Regions from separate parts of the Homo sapiens genome. Here region 2 is linked to region 1. A link is a contact called in ENCODE Hi-C or POLR2A ChIA-PET data. All regions are on one chromosome and are shown on one strand. Each heading gives the region's core, a stretch centred on a gene start or an enhancer-like site at or near the end of the contact. The rest is flanking DNA. Distances are from core to core; before and after follow the strand shown. Region 1 holds the start of DNMT1 (DNA methyltransferase 1). Region 2 overlaps DNMT1 (DNA methyltransferase 1).

Region 1 (6,653 bases), core at 3,678-6,177:
AGTAAGACCCTGTCTCTATTAAAAAAAAAAAATTGAAAAAGAAAAAGTTATCTAAAGAGCCTGGTAGACTACGTAAGTGCTGATTCAATATTAATCGCTGGGAATTTTAGTCTTATTATTCAGTCTTCCTGGGTCCTGCCAAGTGTGAGCAATTCATAGCAAATGGAGGGTCTGTGTGAAGGTTCACTTCTGGCCAGGATGACCCTTCCCTACCAGCTGTTGGGGGAACTGTGTGTGCATGTATATGTACATGCATATAAACACATTCACTTGTGAATTTTATAATACAAATATTTTGCAATACAAAAATGTAAAAGTATGCCCTAATTTTAAACTCCTTTCTGGTGCTTCTTGTGGTTGAAGGTAAAGTACTTTTTAGGGCTAGGTGCCGTGGCTCATGCCTGTAATCCCAGCCCTTTGGGAGGCCGAGGTGGGCGGATCACTTGAGGTCAGGAGTTCAAGACAAGCCTGGCCAACATGGCAAAACACTGTCTCTGCTAAAAATACAAAAATTAGCTGGGCGTAGTGGCGCGTGCCTGTAATCCCAGCTACTCGGGAGGCTGAGGGAGGAGAATTGCTGGAACCCAGGAGGCAGAGGTTACAGTGAACCGAGATCGTGCCACTGCACTCCAGCTTGGGCAACAGAGTGAGACTCTGTCAAAAAAAAAAAAAAAAGAAAAAAAAAAAGAAAAAAACTTAGCCCCATTTACTAATAGTATTTTATTTACCATCTTATCAATTTTTCAGTGTACAGTTCAGTATATACACATTGTTGTGCAACAGATCTCTGGAATCATTTTGTAAAACTGAAACTCTTGAACAATAACTCCTTTTCCTCCTTCCCCCCCGGCCTTGGTAACCACTATTCTACTTTCTGTTTCTAAGATTTTGATTACTTTAGATACTTCATAAGTGGAATTGTATGGTATTTGTCTTTGTGTGATTAGGTTCTCTCACTGTGCGTAATGTCCTCAAGGTTCATCCATGTTGTAGCATATAATAAGATATTTTTTCTTTTCTTTTGTTTTTTGGAGACGGAGTTTCACTCTTGTCACCCAGGCTGGAGTGCAATGGTGTGATCTCAGCTCACTGCAACCTCCACCTCTCGGGTTCAAGCAGTACTCTTGCCTTAACCTCCTAAGTAGCTGGGATTACAGGTGCATGCCACCATACCCAGCTAATTTTGTATTTTTACTTTTATATTATTTATTTATTTATTTATTTATTTATTTTGAGATGGAGTTTCCCTCTTGTTGCCCAGGCTGGAGTACAATGGTGTAATCTCAGCTTACCTCAACCTCCACCTCCAGGGTTCAAGCAATTCTCCTGCCTCAGCCTCCGGAGTAGCTGGGGTTATAGGCATGAGCCACTATGTCCAGCTAATTTTGTATTTTTAGTAGAGATGGGGTTTCTCCATGTTGGCCAGGCTGGTCTCGAACTCCTGACCTCAGGTGATCCACCCGCCTTGGCTTCCCAAAGTGTTGGGATTACAGGTGTGAGCCACTGCACCTGGCCATTTTTTCTTTTTTAAAGACTGAATTAGGCTGGGTGCAGTGGCTTACACCTGTAATCCCAGCGCTTTGGGAGGCCAAGGCCAGCAGATCGCTTGAGCTCAGGAGTTTGAGACCAGCCTGGGCAACATGGAGAAATCCTGTCTCTACAAAAAATATAAAAAGTTAGCCCATTGTGGTGGCACATACCTGTAGTCCCAGCTACTTAAGAAGCTGAGGTAGGAGTATGCCTTGAGCCCAGGAGTTTGACACCTGCCTGGGCAACACAGCAAGACCCCATCTCTTAGCAGCAATATGATCTTTTTTTTTTTTTTTCCTGTCTCTTGGCTGTTGTGACTAATGCTGCAATGAAGACGGGTATGCAAATATCTCTTTAAGATCCTCTTTTCAATTCTTTTGAATTTATATCCAGAAATGGGATTGCTGGATCATATGATAATTCTATTTTTAATTTTTTTGAGGAACTTCCATGCTGTTTCTCATAGCAGCTCCACCATTTTATTCGACTCTCAACCGTGCACAAGGGTTCCAGTTTCTCCACATCTTCACCAACACTTATTATTTGACAGTGGCCATTCTAAGGGGTCTTAGGGATATTTCATTGTGGTTTTGATTTGCATTTCCCTGATGACCAGTGATGTTGAGCATCTTTTCATATGCCTGTTTTCTATTTGCATATCTCCTTTGGGAAAGTATGTATTCAAATCATTTGCTCTTTTTGTTTGTTTTTGAGACGGAGTCTCGCTCTGTTGCCCAGGCTGGATGGAGTGCAGTGGTGCAATCTCGGCTTGCTGCAAGCTCCACCTCCTGGGTTCACACCATTCTCCTGCCTCAGCCTCCTGATTAGCTGAGACTACAGGCGACTGCCACCACGCCTGGCTAATTTTTTGTATTTTTAGTAGAGATGGGGTTTCACCACGTTAGCCAGGATGGTCTCGATCTCCTGACCGCGTGATCCGCCTGCCGCCTGGGCCTCCCAAAGTGCTGGGATCACAGGTGTGAGCCACCGCACCCAGCCCATTTGCTCATTTGTAAATCGAGTTTTTGTTGTTGCATTGTAGAAATTTATTATTTTTTAAATTTTTATTTGAGACAGAGTTTCTCTCTTGTTGCGCAGGCTGGAGCGCAATGGTGCAATCTCGGCTCACTGCAACCTCCGCATCCCAGGTTCAAGTGATTCTCCTGCCTCAGCCTTCCGAGTAGCTGGGATTACAGGCACACCACCATGCCCAGCAAATTTTTATATTTTGAGGAGAGACAGGGTTTCACCATGTTGGCCAGGCTGGTCTCAAACTCTTGACCTCAGGTGATCCACCCGCCTTGGCCTCTCAAAGTGCTGGGATTACAGGCGTGAGCCACCAAGCCTGACGGGTAGTAATTTATTTTTTATATAATTTTTTTCTTCTTTTTTTGGTAGAGACGAGGTTTTGCCATGTTGCTCAGGCTGGTCTAAAACTACCGGGCTCAAGTGATCTGCCTACCCGGGCCTCCCAAAGTGCAGGGATCACAAGCATGAACCACCATGCCTGGCTGTAATTTTTCATATATTCCGGATATTAACCCTTTACCAGATAATACAGTTTGCAAACTTTTTTTTTCCCCATTCTGTAGGTTGCCTTTTCACTGTTGGTCATTTCTTTTGCTGTATAGCTATCCTTAAGTTTGTTGCAAACCCATTTGTCTATCTTTTGTCTTGTTGCCTGTGTTTTGCTGTCATATCCAAGAAATCATTGCCAAATCCATTGTCATGAAGCTTTTCCCCATGTTTTCTTCTAGGAGCACTATAGTTTCAGGTCTTATGTTTAATCTTTAATAAGTTTTGTGTTTTTGTATATGGTGTAAGGTAAGGGTCCAACTTCATTCTTTTGTATGTGGTTATACAGTTTTCTCAGCACCATTTGTTAAAGACACAATCTTTCCCCCATGTTCTGGTGCTTTAAAAAAAAAAAAAATTCTGGCTGGTTACGGTGGCTTAGGCCTATAATCCCAGCACTTTGGGAGGCTGAGGCAAGTGGACTGCTTGAGGCTAGGAGTCCCAGACTAGCCTGGCCAACATGGTGAAACCCTGTCTCTACCACCGAAGATACAAAAATTAGCCAGGCGTGGTGGAGTACGCCTGTAATCCCAGCCTACTAGGGAGGCTGAGGCATGAGAATCGCTTGAACCTGGGAGGCAGAGGTTGCAGTGAGCCAAGATCTCACCACTGCACGCCAGCCGGGGTGACAGAGTGAGGCAGGGTCTTACCCTGTCGCCCAGGCAGGAGTCCAGTGGCCCAATCATGGCTCATTGCAGCCTACACTGCCAGGGTTCAAGCCATCCTCCCACCTCAGCCTCCCAAGTAGCTAGGATTACAGGTGTGTGTCACCATGCCCAGCAAATCTTTGTATTTTTTGTAGAGATGGGGTATCCCTATGTTGCTCAGGCTGGTCTTGAACTCCTAACCTCAAGCGATCCTCCCACCTGGGCCTCTCAAAGCACTGGGATTACAGGCGTGAGCCACTGCGCCTGACATGGTGCTTCTTAATTTATTCTTACTTTTTATTTTTATTTTTTTGAGACAAGGTCTTGCTCTGTCTCCCAGGCTGGAATGTAGTGGTACAATCATGGCTCACTGCAACCTCTGCCTCTCCGGTTCAAGTGATCTTCCTGCCTCAACCTCTGGAGTAGTTTGGACTATGGGCACATGCCACAACGACTAGCTAATTTTTGTTTTTCTTTTTTTCTTTCTTTCTTTCTTTCTTTTTTTTTTTTTTTGAGATGCAGTTTCTCTATGTTACCTAGGCTGGTCTAAAACTCCTGGGCTCAAGCGATCCTCCCACCCTGGCCTCCCAAAGTGCTGGGATGACAGGCGTGAGCCACGTGGTGCTTAAAAAAGGCAACAAAAAACCCCCCACACACTGGGTATAGAAGTGGCATGGGCCTCTATACACTGTGAGATTCTTGGTACTAGCTACAAATTCTGTGTATACTCAAGATTTTCTAGAGTAGGTGCAATTACCCCGTTTTACAGATGAGGACACAGAGGCTGAGCCGTAGTGACCCACCTAAGGTCGTATAGCCAGCAAATAGATGGAGGTTGGATTGGAACTGAGGACTTTACTCAAGGGCTCTCACAAACCCTTGGGGGCTTCTCGCTGCTTTATCCCCATCACACCTGAAAGAATGAATGAATGAATGCCTCGGGCACCGTGCCCACCTCCCAGCAAACCGTGGAGCTTGGACGAGCCCACTGCTCCGCGTGGGGGGGGTGTGTGCCCGCCTTGCGCATGCGTGTTCCCTGGGCATGGCCGGCTCCGTTCCATCCTTCTGCACAGGGTATCGCCTCTCTCCGTTTGGTACATCCCCTCCTCCCCCACGCCCGGACTGGGGTGGTAGACGCCGCCTCCGCTCATCGCCCCTCCCCATCGGTTTCCGCGCGAAAAGCCGGGGCGCCTGCGCTGCCGCCGCCGCGTCTGCTGAAGCCTCCGAGATGCCGGCGCGTACCGCCCCAGCCCGGGTGCCCACACTGGCCGTCCCGGCCATCTCGCTGCCCGACGATGTCCGCAGGCGGTAGGTACCATGGGGGGGAACACGGACTCAGGGGGACAGGCAGGGCGCTGGGTGGGGGGTCGCTTCCCCTCGGGGTGGCCGGTGGCCGCTGCTGACAGACGGGCGCGCATGCGTGGGGTGGTGCGGCGCGCAGCGGCAGTTGGCGCGGGCAGGGTGGCACTTCCGGTCGCGCGTGCCCGGGCTGTTTGGCGCCAAAATGGACCGTGGATTCCCCCGTAGCTCCCTGGTGGCTAGAAACTAGGCGGGGTGGGGGTTCTCTTTTGATCCCCAAATACAGCAAGCTTTGGGTTCGTTTCCGGGGTCCCCTTCTTCAAGCAGCGGTGGGCCGGGCTCTTGACTCCAGCTTGGTCGCACAGGAAGTGGGCAGCCCGCGGCCAACGGACACCCCTCGGGCACCGGCACTTCGGCCTCCACTTCCGGTGTCCGGCCCGGTCCCCGGGGGCGCTTCTGTGGTGGGGGGTCCCTCAGTGCCTTTCCCCCAAAGCTGTGCATCTCGATGGCGGCCTCCAGAGACGGATGTCACCCGTCGGGGCCTGGGCTGGGCTGGCTCATGTTCGAGAGCCCAGCCTTCCGTGGGGTACTCATTCTGTCAGTTGGGACTGTGTGGTTCTTGCTCCTTGGGAAAGTCCATGTTTTGGCAGGAACTTTAACCGTGCATTGCAGCGCAGGGCCCGGGAAGCGTGAAGGCTGCATGGTTGGTCTTTTCCTGTAAATCTGTGCCTGTGAGCCGTGGGCATCAGGGAAGTCTTGCTAATGAGAACTGGCTACACTTTCGTGTGTGTTTGTGTGTGTTCATGGGTGTGTTCTTTAGTGTGTGTCTAATGTTGGAGGCCCTGGCTTTAGCAGTTCATGCCTCTGTCCAACTTCCGTGCACAAGGATCAGTGGGAGCACTGGTCCCAGCCCCTTGTTCATGAACGCCATCAGTTCATTCCTGAAAACTTGTTCAAGTGAGGTGTGCGTGAGTCAGAGGAACCCTCACCAGGCGTGGACACTTCCAGCTGGATTTGTGAAAGCACTCTTTGCCATTTTTCTATTTCCTTAGGCTTGTTAACTGACCTGGTTGGGCCAGTCCGGTTCTGATTTGGGTCTTTGGGGAGGGATGGATATTTGGTTCAACCCCCGCTTTTTTTCTTTTCTTTTTTTTTTTTTTTTTGAAGGCTGGGTGCTGTGGCTTATGCCTGTAATCCCAGCAATTTGGGAGGCAGTGGCGGACGAATCTCTTGAGCCAGGAGTTTGAGACCAGCCTGGGCAACAAGGCAAAACCCCATGTCTACTAAAAATACAAAAATTAGCCTGGAGTAGTGCCGTGCGCCTGTGGTCCCAACTACTCAACAGACTAAGGTGGGAGTATCACTTGAGCCCCAGAGGTTGAGGCTGTGTGTAGCGAGCTGAGATCGCGCTATTGCACTCCAGCCTGGGTGACAGAGTGAGACCCTGTCTCAAAAAAAGAAACACTTTTTATTTTTAGAGATGGGTCTCACTCTGTTGTCCAGGCTGGAGTGCCCTGGCACAATTATAACTCACTGTAGCCTTGAACTCCTGGGCTTAAGGGATCCTCAGCCTCCTGAGTAGCTGGGACCACAGGCGCCCAC
Region 2 (6,817 bases), core at 1,431-3,930, 52 kb after region 1:
CTTCTCTGTGTCAGAGGATCGAGGCTCTTCCAGGAAAAACCTAAAGCCACAGATCGTTTCCACACTGATCCATTCTGTGTTTTTTCTAAGAATCAGCGTGTGGTTGGAATTACAGCCAACGTTTTCCAGATGCCTTCCCGGCTCACAATTCCATTTCCTTAGAGCCCCAGCTCCCTTGCCTTAGTTCAGTTACTGTGAATTATGAGAACTGGAGAAGCAGGTTCCCTCCAGCCTTGGCACAGTTGGGGCGCGTTACCCCCTCTGGTTGTCCTTGGTGGGAAGGGGACACCTCCCCGTAGTGTTTTCTGCCAGTTGCTCCTGGCAAAGTGGGAGAGTCAGCACAGAGACGCCTTTGGGGCCCGTCAGACTCCTGGGGGGCCTAGTGGGGAGAACGTGACAGCTGACTTCCCTAACGGCAGGCCTTCTTCAAAGAACAGCTTTTCCACACTAGTCAGACCACACTCCCATTGTCCCAGGCCCTGTGGCGCCTTACATTGGCCTCCAGTGTCGCTTCTAGATCAGAGCCTTAGTCAGGGTAGCGTAGGTTGTATCATAGCAACAACCCCAAATCACAGTGACTTAAAACCACAGAAGCTGGACTGGGTGCGGTGGCTCATGCCTGTCAGGAGTTCAAGACCAAGACCAGCCTGGCCGACATACCTGTCTCTACTAAAAATAAATTAGCCAGGGTTAGCTGGGTGTGGTGGTGGGCACCTGTAATCCCAGCTACTTGGGAGGCCGAGGCACGAGAATCGCTTGAACCTGGGAGGAGGAGTTGCAGTGAGCCGAGATTGTGCCACTGCACTCTAACCTGGGTGACAGAGTGAAACTCTCTCAACAAAAACCACGGTAGCCGCTGTCTCGCTCATACGAGGTGCCCATCACAGGTCAGCAGAGGACTCCACCTGTTGTGTCCCTTGGATATCTGGGCCGCTGGAGTCAGAAGTTGCCAGTGTTTGAGCCCAAGGGAAAGCACACAGGACATTCCCCAGGCAGTGACATCCTCTTTGGTCACTTCTGCCCACGTCACATGCCAGGAAACACAAGATGCCAAGTAGTCGGGAGGCAGGAGCCTGGGGTATTTGAGCAGTGTCAGCCACCACCGTAGCCAGTAATGCGCAGAGGGTGAATGCGTGCTTCAAACTGTGAGACTAAATCTGCAGCTAAATCTTTTTTTTTTTTTTCTGTGAGATGGAGTCTTGCTCTGTCACACAGGCTGGAGTGCAGTGGCACAATCTCAGCTCACTGCAACCTCTGCCTCCTGGGTTCAAGCAATTCTCCTGCCTCAGCCTCCCAAGTAGCTGGAATTATAGGCATGTACCACCACACCCGGCTAATTTTTGTATTTTTAGTAGAGACAGGGTTTTACCGTGTTGGCCAGGGTGGTCTCGAACTTCTGACCTTGTGGTCCACCTGCCTTGGTCTCCCAAAGTGCTGGGATTACAGGCGTGAGCCACAATGCCCAGCCTAAATCATTTCTTAGGGTACACACCTACCTTAATTCATCAGGTGCTTGACTTTAAATGGTTATTTTCACTGGTCAGTCATGCCTGACTGACCACTGCAAGGTGGAAGGTTCATTGATGTCAAGTGGGTGCTTCTCTGCAGCATCAAGCTGTCCAGTCCCGTGAAACGCCCACGGAAGGAGCCCGTGGATGAGGACCTGTACCCAGAGCACTACCGGAAATACTCCGACTACATCAAAGGCAGCAACCTGGATGCCCCTGAGCCCTACCGAATTGGCCGGATCAAAGAGATCTTCTGTCCCAAGAAGAGCAACGGCAGGCCCAATGAGACTGACATCAAAATCCGGGTCAACAAGTTCTACAGGTCAGCAGAGGCCTCTGTTCTTCCACGAGGCCACAGACTCTTCTAGAAGGCTCTGCCTGAAACAAGGTTGTGGCATAGCACCCACAGTTGTTCTAAGAGTTAGGTTGAAGTAGCTGTTTTTCCAAGTGTTTCTGATTATCGGTGGGCACTGATAATGACTAGAATTCTAGTTCCCAGCCCTCACTTTTAGGTCCTTATTTTAATGTTGCAGAGCCCTTTTTCCAAAAGAAATCCTTAAGCTGGCTGGGCACTGTAGCTCACGCCTCTAATCCTAGCACTTTGGGAGGCTGAGGCAGGAAGATCACTTGAGTCTAGGAGTTCAAGACCAGCTTGAGGAAACGTAGTGAGACCCCGGCCCTACCAAAAAAAAAAAAAAAAAAAGACTAGCTGGGCGTGGTGGCACACGCCTGTAATCCCAGCTACTTGGGAGGCTGAGGCTGAAGGGATCACTGAAACCCAGGAATTTGAGGCTGTAGTGAGCCATGATCCCACCACTGCACTCCGGCCTGGGTGACAGCCAGACCCCGTCTCAAAAGAAAAAACGGGTAGAGTGCCTGGGCACCCCCAGAGAACCTCCCAAGCTCCATCTATGACTGTCCAGGTTCTGTCCCGCTGTCCCCACCTCTTCCCAGGTCCTCCTTTCTGTCTCTGGGATTTTTTCTCTTTCCTAAGCTTTTGGCCTATTACGTTTTCTTTTTCTAAGACCCGAGTAACTTGCGGTGATTAGGCATTAACCTGAAACTAGCCTGTACAGGAAGCTATACACTTGCCTCACCTCTTAGCTAACATAGATCAAAGATTTCCTGAAGCCTTTGTAATAACAGGAAATAAAACAAGGGCTGTGAGTGGTACAGGTGAGAGAAACACACTCGAGAGGCTGCTACCGGCAGGCGGACACAGCAGGGCAGGGCCAGGCGTGCAGAGCAAGCAGCCAAGCTGACCTAATGGTTGGGGGGTCTCTACCCTGTGGTTCCCTAATTGGGGGCGAATCTACCTTGCAGTTCCCTCATTTGGGGAGGGGTTATCTTTACCTGCGGTTCCCTAAGTAGGGGGGTCTTTACCCTATGACTCCCTAACTGGGGAGGTCTTTACCCTGCGGTTCCATAACTGGGGGGTCTTTACCCTGCGGTTCCCAACTGGGTCGGGGGTCATTACCTGGCGGTTCCCTAATTGTGGGGGAATCTACCTTGCAGTTCCCTAATGTGAGGAGGGGATATCTTTACCCTGTGATTCCCTTACTGGGAGGGGTCTTTACCCTGCGATTCCCTAACTTGGGGGATCTTTACCCTGTGGTTCCCTAACTAGGGGGGGTCTTTACCCTGCAGTTCCCTAAATGGGGGGGAGTCTACCTTGCAGTTCCCCAGTGTGGGGAGGAGATATCTTTACCCTGCAGTTCCCTAACTGAGGGGGTCTTTACCCTGCGGTTCTCGAACTAGGGGGTCTTTACCCTGCAGTTCCCTGAGCACCCCAGGAACATGGTACTGTTTAATTCAGCATAAGCTCACCACAAAGGAGAGCTCCTAACGAGGCCTCTCCCGCTCGCAGGCCTGAGAACACCCACAAGTCCACTCCAGCGAGCTACCACGCAGACATCAACCTGCTCTACTGGAGCGACGAGGAGGCCGTGGTGGACTTCAAGGCTGTGCAGGGCCGCTGCACCGTGGAGTATGGGGAGGACCTGCCCGAGTGCGTCCAGGTGTACTCCATGGGCGGCCCCAACCGCTTCTACTTCCTCGAGGTGGTGCCCCTGCTTGCTAGAGGGAAGGCTTCGGGGTCAAAGTTGGCCAGAAGGAGTCTGATGTCGGGTTATACACAAGGCGGCTTGGCTGCAGGGTTTCAGCTTTTGTAAGAAGTGGGTGGTTGGCTGACGTGAAGCTGTTCTGCAGGAGCTTTACGGGGGTCTGAGCAGGGTTCTCCAGAGCACAAGTTGTATGAGATTCAAGTGGTCCCGGAGTTTAACACTCCTGGTTTTTAAAAAGTACGTCATTAGAGAACCTAACGTTTTAGTGTCTTGGTGCAACTGAACGTTGAGGACCATGAGGCAGCTTCCACCAGCCTGACTGGTGTCTTAGTATGAGTTGGAGAAGGTGCCCCTGCTCCTGGGTCCCTTGGGCCAGGCGCCTACGTCCAGGCCCAGCCCACATGCCTGTGCGGGTGGCCCTCGTTATGGAGAGGGCCCACGAGTCAGCTGATCAAGCTCATGACTTGTAAATTGTTGGGGCTTGGCCTTTCCGTGTTGTTACCTTAAAACGATACATCCACGTTCTCCCAGGCATGGATGAGGTAGCCCAATTGGACAGCAGATTCTGCATAGCACTTTTTCCTGTTCTAGAAGGTACTCTCAAGTGCTTGTAATAGGCATTTCAGTGTCAGCCAGATCAAATGTTAGTATTAATAAAATGGATTGTTTTAAGTTTCTATTGTAGCAAAGTCAAACTACTCTTATTGGTGGCTAATTGGTCATGGCCCCACTGAGGGAGAAATTAAGTGACTATCAAATTGCCTTCTTACTAGTCTGCGTTAGAGAGGGGACAGTGCGTTTCTCTCCCAAACGATTGCAGTTCTCTCCTTTTCAGGCCTATAATGCAAAGAGCAAAAGCTTTGAAGATCCTCCCAACCATGCCCGTAGCCCTGGAAACAAAGGGAAGGGCAAGGGAAAAGGTACGTCATTGTATGAGTTTCTTTTCAAGTTATTCTTCTGTAACTTGGAGGCTGCCTGTGAATCCCTCAGTGTAAAACCACCTCTGGTGTTACTGACTCTGGGACAGCGAGGCCGCCTGAGTTAACAAGGCGCTTGAGAGCAAGGTGGACTTGGACTCTGAGGATCGGGTTTAGCCTCTGGCCTCTCTCCCCCAGGGAAGGGCAAGCCCAAGTCCCAAGCCTGTGAGCCGAGCGAGCCAGAGATAGAGATCAAGCTGCCCAAGCTGCGGACCCTGGATGTGTTTTCTGGCTGCGGGGGGTTGTCGGAGGGATTCCACCAAGCAGGTGAGCGCCCGTAGGCTCCATCTCTGAATACCTGGTGAGCCCAGACCGGGCAGGTGCTACCTGAAACGACTTCCAACCCCGGTCACCTTCCTGACTCAAGAATCTCCTTCCGAGGCCAGGCACGGTGGCGCACGCCTGTAATCCCAGCACTTTGGGAGGCCGAGGTGGGTGGATCATGAGGTCAGGAGTTTGAGACCATCCTGGCCAACATGGTGAAACCCCGTCTCTAATAAGAATACAAAAATTAGCTGGGCGTGGTGGTGTGTGCCTGTAGTCCCAGCTACTCAGGAGGCTGAGGTGGGAGAATCGCTTGAACCTGGGAGGCAGAGCTTGCAGTGAGCCAAGATCACACCACTGCACTCCAGCCTGGGTGACAGAGCGAGACTCCATCTCAAAAAAAAAAAAAAATCTTCTGGAGAGTTGAAAGCATGGCTTCGTGCTTGATCTGCCAGGCATCTCTGACACGCTGTGGGCCATCGAGATGTGGGACCCTGCGGCCCAGGCGTTCCGGCTGAACAACCCCGGCTCCACAGTGTTCACAGAGGACTGCAACATCCTGCTGAAGCTGGTCATGGCTGGGGAGACCACCAACTCCCGCGGCCAGCGGCTGCCCCAGAAGGGAGACGTGGAGATGCTGTGCGGCGGGCCGCCCTGCCAGGGCTTCAGCGGCATGAACCGCTTCAATTCGCGCACCTACTCCAAGTTCAAAAACTCTCTGGTGGTTTCCTTCCTCAGGTAAACGGGTAGAAGCCCCCCAGTGTTGCCAGACGGCCCGGGGCTGTGCCGCATGTCAGCAGTGGTCATTTTCGCCCTGCACTGAGGCCTCTGCCCCCCGGAAGCTCACAGCTCAGCTCTCACCAGGGAGAGACTTTGATAACATTCGTGAGGGGCTTCCGGCACAGTGGGTCGTTTCTTCCCTCTGTCTGTGGAGGTGACTCCTGCAGTCTCTCCTGCCCCCTACAGCTACTGCGACTACTACCGGCCCCGGTTCTTCCTCCTGGAGAATGTCAGGAACTTTGTCTCCTTCAAGCGCTCCATGGTCCTGAAGCTCACCCTCCGCTGCCTGGTCCGCATGGGCTATCAGTGCACCTTCGGCGTGCTGCAGGTGGGCCCTGGGGCTGGGGCGGGCAGACAGATGTGGCCAGCACGTGACCCGGCCAGCAGCCAGCCATCCCTTACTGAAGGCAGGGTTCAATGGCATAGGCCTGCCATCCAGGCAGCAGAGGCTGGCATGGTGCTCTGTCCCACTGGCGGAGTCAGGGGAGATGCGTGCTCAGCCGGCCCCCAGCAAGTCCACCGCTAGTGTCTCTTGAGCTGTGTTCTCGAACATGCCTGGGAGGGCTGGCTACAATGGGCTTCTCGCCATGCAGCTCCTGGCTCCTTTCCCTCGATGGGGAAGGGTGAGCAGCCCACCATGGAGCACTGTGGAATGGCTGAGTCTGCACAGAGCGGGAGGGGAAGTGAGGTGCGCAGAGCCATGTGTAGGCGGCAGCTGTTCGATTGGTTTAAAAGACAGTTTTGCTCTGGGTAACTGCGCACACAAACCCCCACAGATGGCCGAGGGTTGCACTCCAGGTGGCTGTGTCTGCAGGGACAGGGATGGACATAGTCTGTGGGGCCCAGGCCTTATCTGAAAAGCATCCCCCATCCTCTCTGTATCAGCTCAGCAATTGAGGGCATAATTAAAAATGAAACAGCTATCCAGATGCTAGCACAGGATGTCTGCCTAAGTGGGCAAGCACTTGGCTACCCGGTCCCCTAGCTCAGCCTCAGGGCGACTCAGGCTCACCAGACAAGACTTGTTGCAGCCACGTTCTCTGTCCTTGTGACCACAGCCATCAGGGAAGCGACAGGGCTCCTGGTCTCCAGTGTTCTCCCCGAGTGCTAAGACCTTGGGGCCCTTGCAGTGCTTTCAGAGCTGGCCGGACTTCCCCGCAGGGTTTGCTCCCACCTTCCCCAGTGGCTGTCCCCTGGGCTCAGCTGCTTTTGTTCTTTATCTGCT

Evidence for each region. A loop is a pair of places that touch in the nucleus more often than their neighbours do. ChIA-PET counts read pairs that join two places held with the same protein, here RNA polymerase II (POLR2A). Pooled maps may share reads with other maps.
Region 2: a loop to region 1 is called in a map of CD4-positive, alpha-beta T cell, with 2.5 times the contacts of the local background. The contact joins the enhancer-like site here to the promoter of DNMT1 in region 1. A Hi-C loop is called at or near these places in 4 of 168 maps with a recorded cell type or tissue (CD4-positive, alpha-beta T cell, CD8-positive, alpha-beta T cell, G401 and 1 more), 1 of 37 single-sample maps with no recorded cell type and 5 of 50 pooled maps. POLR2A ChIA-PET finds 5 or more read pairs at or near these places in 22 of 52 experiments (A549, CD4-positive, alpha-beta T cell, CD4-positive, alpha-beta memory T cell and 17 more).

Annotation. Positions count from the first base shown.
Region 1 is chr19:10,193,227-10,199,879 of GRCh38, reverse strand. It overlaps DNMT1 (DNA methyltransferase 1), which reads left to right and starts at 4,927. Exons shown (of 41, transcript NM_001130823.3): 1 at 4,927-5,060. The coding sequence starts at 4,981. RefSeq lists an enhancer at 4,494-4,723 and a silencer at 4,984-5,223.
Region 2 is chr19:10,138,779-10,145,595 of GRCh38, reverse strand. DNMT1 (DNA methyltransferase 1) reads left to right here. Exons shown (of 41, transcript NM_001130823.3): 29 at 1,609-1,830; 30 at 3,376-3,568; 31 at 4,407-4,491; 32 at 4,687-4,815; 33 at 5,268-5,550; 34 at 5,779-5,920. Among named protein-coding and RNA genes, the nearest start is that of EIF3G, 22 kb to the right of the region's middle. Within about 2 kb of position 2,680, at least 6 of the 41 ENCODE cell types and tissues checked have a DNase peak (open chromatin) inside an H3K27ac peak, as active enhancers do; they include CD4-positive, alpha-beta T cell and CD8-positive, alpha-beta T cell, where a contact is called at or near this core.